Linked DNA regions of Homo sapiens: region 1 is linked to region 2. A link is a contact called in ENCODE Hi-C or POLR2A ChIA-PET data. All regions are on one chromosome and are shown on one strand. Each heading gives the region's core, a stretch centred on a gene start or an enhancer-like site at or near the end of the contact. The rest is flanking DNA. Distances are from core to core; before and after follow the strand shown. Region 1 holds the start of CHN1 (chimerin 1). Region 2 overlaps CHN1 (chimerin 1).

Region 1 (3,930 bases), core at 999-3,498, 100 kb after region 2:
GGTGTACAACCACTTTTAAAAACAGCTGCTGCTCTATCACTACTTAACAAATAGCCTCTGCACTCAAGAGTGCTTTGTTTTATAACACAGAAACGTTCACACTGTAACAAACTGGATTTTGGGAAGTGAATTCTATTTTCCCATAAGTAGACTTTAAAATTTTAAAGATACATTATTCATTTTGAAGGCTGGGAGTGATTTCTTATACTTTCTTCTATAGGCCACATTCCATGCTTTTCCCTTCCTCATCTTCACCACAGTGGTTAAAGATTTAGAATTTAGAAATCCTTTTAAAAGAGCATTTTTCACCCCAATTTATCTTTTTTATTCGTCAGGAATGCGAGTATTTGAAAAGTTGACTTGTAAACCTTACTTCTGAAACCACACCTTGAAAATGCCAAATATCTCTTTAGGAAAGAAAATGTTTGTACCAAAAAGGTCCACATTTAAGGAAAATGCTGCTATTAAATAATGCTTAGATACAAGGTACTGAGAAACAGCGAGAATTTTATTATTTTTCAGAAAAAGAAGACACTTTTTTAAAGTACCTATGGAGGATCATCACCAAGTAAGAAATGGCACTTCTAGTAATGCACTTGGGCACAGTAAACACAGTCCCAGACTGAAGCCTGGTGAAGTGAATTCTAGGCTCAGTTTTGCCACAAAAGAGCCATGTGACTTTGGGAAACAACCTCTCTGGGTCTAAGTTTAATTTATAAAATAAGATAGTTAAATAAAAGTAACACTTTGATTCTAGCAGCTTAATTCACTGGGAAGTATTTACCTCAAAAAGCATTTGAGGTATGTAACACCTCTAACGTGTTTGATCAAATGACATAATTAAAACTGAACTGGAAACTTGATATTGTGAATAACTTACTTAGGCTGTTCTCGTAGCTATCAATTACATATCATTGTACTTTGCTTCTTCAAAAAAGCTGAATACTTTGAACGTCTAATGTTCACATATTGAGTTTTCTTAAAGTCAGGTACGTATGTACCATAGTCGTTTTGTAAAAGGAAAGAATGTATCTTTTCAGTCCTTTTTCCCAACCCATTGTCATTGCAGACTGAGAAAAAAACAGCTTGAAGTCTTAACCACCAAAAGCAACAGTGCTGCAGTAATTACACCACAAAAATAACATTTCATTCTTAATGAATACTCAGTCTCCTGAGATTACAGTTATCTTCTGGTAACCAACTTTATTCTGTCTGCTCTCATTCGTTAGTGCAAACATTTTCAATTTTAACCCATATTCAGTTCACAAATCATACTTATTTCCAACGGAATATACTGAGTCCAAAAAAAAAATTCCCCAATAGTCCAACAGGAAGCAACACATGCATTTGGCAATTCCAAGGAGGCTGGGGACTCACAGATACCTCGTTCAAAATAAATAAACTTTCCAAGGATTTATTTACCGACGGGAAAGGCAGGTTTGAAAACAACCAGTTAACTTCACTCCCAAGTTGGCATCTTAGAGAATCTTTGTGCGTTTGCAAAACACCCAGGACCTCTGAGCCTCCCAGCCGAGAATTGGCCAGGGGAGCACACGCCCATCGGCCCTGCCGGGAGAGGAAACAATGGGAGAGGCGCGAGGGAGCAAGCCGGCGCCCCGGGCGCCCCAACTCTGCGGCCCCGGCCCGCCCCGACCCCACGCGCCGCGCCCCCTCCCCGGGCGCCCAGGCCCCCCAGGCCCCCGCCCCCGAGCCCCGGGACGCGGCCCACCTGCGGCGGCGCGGGGAGACGGCTGCACTTACCAAACAGGGTCAGGGCCATTGTAAAGGCGCTCGCCGCCGCCCGCGAGTCCAGGCGCTCCTCCCAGGCGGGCTAGGGATCACCTCATCAGCCCGCCGCACCCACACCTCGGAGAGAGTGGGGTGCCCGATGGGGCGTGCTGGGGGCGCCGGCGCCCGGGGAGGCTGCAGGCCGGGACGCGGGGGACCGCTGCAAGAAAAAGTTATTCACGCGTTATTGTCGGGCGCACCGGGCCCAGGGAGCCCCGCTAGCTCTCCGCGAGCCGGCACTTGTCGCTGCCATCAGGCGCGGAGCGTGCGCGCGGGAGGAGGTACCTGCGAGGCAGGAGGCTTGGCCGCGGCGCAGTGGCTGGCGGAGAGGCGGCGCCGCACTGGCGGCGGCGGCGGCGGCGACGGGGAGAGCAGCAGCAGCCTCGCACAGCCCCCGGCGGGGCGCGCTCACTCCGCATCCCGCGGCCTCGCAGACGCCATCTTGCGATAGCGTCTCCCACGAGCTCGGCCGCGCCGCTGCCTCCCGCCTCTCCCTCGGGCTTCCCGGTCGAGTGCGTTCCCATGGCAACGGGCGCGCGCGGGGGTAAGAGGGTGCGCCCTCATTCCCGCGGCTGCGAGGAGCCACCAGCGCCCCCCTGGAGGCGGCCGCCCGGAGCGGGATGGAGCGGGGCCGGTGTGCGTTTTAGCTGAAAGCCCAGGTTTTTTCTTGAATGGAATTTGAGGAGGCGCAGAGAGGAGAAAAACGCTGTTACTCGAAAGAGGAAGAGTCACAGGAGGATGCTGAGTGAACGCAGCGCCCAGGCAGGGTCATCTGGGGACCTGGTGCGTGTGAGAACATATTTCTTCTCCTGGCGCCCTCCAGGCTCACTGTGGCTGGAGCCGGTGACCTGAAGCTGCAGGGCTCTGGTAGGAACAGAGGCACTGAAAGCTGCATTCCTCTCCGTTTGGACTTAGGAGCTGCTAGTAGTTCTGATGAAATTGACACACATTAGGAAAAGGAGTCGCTTAAAAAGCATCTGAGATTACCTAAGATAATTTGTTAAAAGACCAATGCTTACACCTGATTTTCTTCCCTTTACATTATACCTCTTTGATATTGTCTCAAGGAAAAAAAAATCAGCATGTGTCACTGACTGGCACTTATTTGCCACAAAAGATTGTTCCCCTGAGCTTCTTGTATTTATCTGATAATCACTGGCAACGTCCTCCTTTCTGTGATGTTGTCTCCTCACCTCTGTCTCTGCCATGAGGAGCCATACAACGCCTTGAGATTGTCAGCCAAAAGATGTTCTTGAAAAGCTGGGTTATATGTTTTTCGTCGTTGTCGTTTAATGTATTCAAAAAGTCATTCTTCTCTAGTTGCTATATGTGTTCCCTGTTTAAGAAATTCCTTCTTTTTTCTTGTTTCTCTGCTTAGGGATTTGATACTATTTTGGTATCTGATCATGTAGATCTTCTCTTTGGTTCTCCTTTCTTTCTACAGGCGTCTTTCCTCTTAGTTCCTCAGGTTCCCTAGTGTCTTCTCTCCCATTTTCAAATAATTCTTTAAGAATATTATAGAAATATCTTGTATTTAATGTATCTTAGAGATCGAATCCTGATAAAGTGGGAGATTACTACAGTACTTCCAATGGAACCACAGTTAATTCACCATCATTATTTCAAAGCAGACTTAAGCATCAGAAGAAAAGCAGGTTGGAAGGAGGAGCCAAGCCTTTTGTTTCAAGTCAGTTAACTCAGGAAGAAAGAAATATTAAAATGATTCAACATGAATGGGCAAGTGTTTAAGATGCTATATGTTTGGAATTTTGTGATGTAAAATGGCTCTCTTTAGCCACTAATCAAAATACATCTTTAAAATCCCCAGAATTTAAAATCTTTCATGAAAATGGACTCTTGATTTTGAACAACCTTTCTGCTCATAAAAAATTACAAACACACAGCTCATGAAAATAAATGAGAAACTCAAGAAAGCTTTGTGGGATAGATTTTATAACCATATAAAGATTGCTGCTAATCTGCTCTGCAGCCAAATAAATCAGAAACCGAAGACTCCATTTACTGTTTCAACTAGTGGTCTTCAACATTTTTGGACCAAATTTCCTTTTGAGGCTCTAATGAAAATACTGTCCCTCCTCTTAGAAAAGTGCTTGCATACATACACACATTCACCGGAAATTT
Region 2 (3,823 bases), core at 1,201-3,700:
TGATCCTATGTTAACTTTCTCCCCAACAGTGGCAGAAAATTCTTGTCTAAGAATTCTACCATAATAACAAAATTAATAAACTAAAAAAATGTATAAACAGGAAGTCCCTAAAATATTCCCGATTACCTAGTATTGCCACCCCAAAATATGCTTTTGTTTGTCTGTTACAATGATATAGGAAAAATAAAGAGTACAATTTTAGTTATTTTTATGGAGATTGGGCTTGCTTAGAAAATTCCAAGAAAATCCTGAGGGAGTCACAGAGCTTTAAAACTCCTTGGCTGTCAGTAGGACGGGCTCCTTTGGTTCCTAGACCCCCACACAGCCTTGTTACCTTCTCAGTTCCTTTTTTATATACATTTATACCAGTAGATTCTTTTTGAATGAAAAAGTGCTGTAAGAAGCCTAGTCTAAGAAAAACTTTGGTAACTGAAAAGGAGGGCACTCAGGAGAAGACAGACACGATACATATGAATTAGAAAGAGTCACAGTATAGGTAAGTTTAAAAATCAGCAATAAAAATAGTAGCAATTACATGTGAACAACAAAAGCAAAGTGAAAATAAAAACACTTACATCCTGTGAATATCTTCTTGTCCCTGTGTCTGTGACTCAGTATATATGTCAACTCTAGATTGTGTAAAGAGGTCAAAGATTTGCCAAAGATGGTAGCAGTAACAGACAGGGGTTGCCAAACTTTAGCTCTAGAGCCAAATCTAGGCCACTGCCTATTATTGTATCACCAACAAGCTAAACATTGGTTTTAAATTTTTCAGTGGTTACCTTTTAAATGGCTACACAAGCATCTATATAACATAATATTCTCAATTGGCCTGCAATGCCTAAAATATTTACTATAGGATCCTTTACAGAAAAAGTTTGCCAACACCTGATCTATGTGCTTAGCCATGTCTTTTTGACTAAAATTAAGGACAGGAAAAATAAATGTAACCTCAATTTTGAGGAGCTTGTCAAATTCCAAAGTAGAGTTGACATCAATAAGATGTTAAGAATAATTCCCCAAAATTGGGAAGAGGGGTGGAAAGGTCACCCAGATTGAATTGGAACCACTGCTTAGCCATTAGCAAACAAATCTTAAGAATTATACCATATGGTATTCTGTGAGGCATTAGTGTTATCTGTTTTCAAAAAAGTTAGGGAAATAACAAACTGTCAGTTTTTATGTGTATATGTATGTTCATTTTGTTTCACTGCAGAACTTCTCAGAGTCTTTAGAAATATCACCAGGACAGGGATACAGTATGCAACAATCCCCAAATATATTCTACTTTACTTCTGTGTACCTATTAATATTTTGAAGAAAGTATTAAATACAATACAGTTGGGAAAATATTTATCGAATATCAAAATAAATTATTGGTGGATAAACAAGTTACATGTTAACACACCATGAAATCTAGAAGAAAGTAAATGTAACTACCAAGGCCAGGGGCAGTGACTCACAACTACAATCACAGCACTCTGGGACCCGGAGAAGGGAGGATTGCTTCTCGGGCCAGGAGTTCAGGAGAAGGCTAGGAGTTCAAGACCAGCCTGGTGGCACCCTGTCTCTACATAAAAATGAAAAAATTAGCCAGGTGCGGTGATATGTGCCTGTAGGCCTAGCTACTTGGGAGGCTGAGGCAGGAGGATCACTTCAGCTGAGGAGTTCCAGGCTACAGTGAGCTATGATCATACTCCAGGCTAGACAACAGAGCAAGACCCTGTCTCATAAAAATTTTTAAAACGTAACCATCAAGGCCAGGCGCAGTGGCTCACGCCTGTAATCCCAGTACTTTGGGAGGCCAAGGCGGGTGGATCACCTGAGGTCAGGAGTTCGAGACCAACCTGGCCAACATGGTGAAACTGCGTCTCTACTAAAAATACAAAATTAGCCGGGCGTGGTGACAGGTGCCTGTATGCCCAGCTACACGGGAGGGTGAGGCAGGAGAATCGCTTGAACCCAGGAAGCAGAGGTTGCAGTGAGCTGAGATTGCGCCATTGCACCCCAGCCTGGGCAAAAAGAGCGAAACTCCATCTCAAAAAAAAAAAAAGTAACTATCAAATATCTTGTGGAGGTGTGCTATCTAGGGCAAAGAAAAATGGAATAAATTTTATAAAATAAAATTTTCACTTAGAAAAAGATTCACTGAAGTGTAACCAGGAAAAATTAAATTATGTCAAAGACCAACAAAAATAGAGAAAGCTTGCATGGTAAATATAATAAATGGTTGCATAAATACTATACACAAAATATATAGGGCAATGGACATGAAGAGGTTACTAAGAGAAAAGGTAACAAGTAACTTTCTTGTGTGCATCCACTATTGATCTACTTCAGCTGTTTATTCTTCAGAAACCAAAAGGAAATTCAAGCTTGGGTTATGTCACAGCCCAGCTCTTAGAATAAAGAGCAAAATTCTTAACCGGGCCTACAAGAAGCAGATGTGCAGCCTCACTTCTTCCCTCTCCAACTCACTGTGCTCCCGGCCACCCTCTTCTTTCAGTTCAGAGATGTGCACTGCAGCCCTTGCATGGACATGCTGGTCGGGCTTCTAGGTTCTTTCTCTTTGCCCTCTCACTCACTCTCTTTCCTTAGATCACTCTCACAACGCTTCAGTTCTCAAATCAGACTTTCCTTTCTCAGAAAAGCCTTCCCTGATTGCAATTTAGATTTAGAGTGAGACTCTGGGTTTAGATCAGATCCTCCTTTATGCACTCGTATCTCCCTTGCTTTCCTTCCACAGCATTTGCCTCAGTTTTTAGCTTGGCATTTGTGGGACAATTCATTAAAGTCTAATCCTCTCTCTACCTAATAAACTGTTAAGCTCCATAAGGCCAGGGATCTTGACTGTTTTGTTTTTCCTTGTATCTCCAGCACCTAGAAGGATATTGCAATTTTCTAAAAACAAAGCAACAGGGAGAACAACAAAAATACATTTAATAAATGCCAAAAAATAATGTTTGTCTTTGAGGGCCATGAGATTATAGGTAATATTTTCCTTTTCCTACTTTTCTGCATTTTATATATAGTACACGTGGTAATAAAAACAAAGTTACTGATAGACCTACATTTAAATAAGTAAATGTAAGTGAAAATCAGAATTTTTAAAAAGGGGAGGTGAAACTTAACCTTACGAAGAATTAATTCAAATAGCAAACTTCTCATATATTTATCAACATGGAAAATATTCATAATACACAGCTAACTGAAAAAAAGCATACCATAATATAGTGTACCTTGTATAAAGTCATTTCTGTATAACTCGGGAAAATGCTAGAATTTCATACAACACAGTTTTAACAGTGATTATTTCTGGATAGTAGAATTGGGGTGCTTTTTGCCTTTGTGTTTTCCTACATTTTAAAATATTTTTTGTATTGTATATTTGTCAGGGAAAAAATGCTAATCTTTTTGAACAGCTATCTCCTCTTGTGCTTTTACAATACAGTTCAATTTGCAACACATTTTCAGGAACACATCAATTTTTTCAAGTAAGGGATGCCTTATGTTAAACTAGCCATTTCCTACTGTGTCACATCAATTACTTTCTATGGTTTGTTTTATTAAAGAACACCTGAGCAAGGGTACCTCACATAAACTGGAATTATTATATCAATGTTTTTAAAAAGCTTTTTAGCACTGATAATATATTATATTTTAAATAAATTGTGCTATCCCCTTCATCAATATTAATTTTCTAATACTGCAGAACTAAATGTTACTGTCATCATGTGTTATCACTTACTCTTATATCTTAAAATTTTCCCATAAAATGATTCATAATCTAAACTAAGAGGAGAAAAACAGTTTTGAAAAATGT

The links. Hi-C counts contacts between places; a loop is a spot of excess contacts on that map. ChIA-PET counts read pairs that join two places held with the same protein, here RNA polymerase II (POLR2A). Pooled maps may share reads with other maps.
Region 1: a pooled map shows a loop between it and region 2 (2.0-fold over the local background). The contact joins the promoter of CHN1 here to the enhancer-like site in region 2. A Hi-C loop is called at or near these places in 1 of 50 pooled maps. POLR2A ChIA-PET finds 5 or more read pairs at or near these places in 4 of 52 experiments (H1, MCF 10A, activated CD4-positive, alpha-beta T cell and 1 more).

What each region holds. Positions count from the first base shown.
Region 1 is chr2:175,003,133-175,007,062 of GRCh38, forward strand. CHN1 (chimerin 1) reads right to left here and starts at 2,249. Exons shown (of 13, transcript NM_001822.7): 1 at 1,762-2,249. The coding sequence starts at 1,780. RefSeq lists an enhancer at 1,419-1,965 and a silencer at 1,950-2,009.
Region 2 is chr2:174,898,766-174,902,588 of GRCh38, forward strand. All of the region lies in intron 5 of CHN1 (chimerin 1), which reads right to left. Among named protein-coding and RNA genes, the nearest start is that of CHN1, 100 kb to the right of the region's middle. Within about 2 kb of position 2,451, at least 4 of the 41 ENCODE cell types and tissues checked have a DNase peak (open chromatin) inside an H3K27ac peak, as active enhancers do.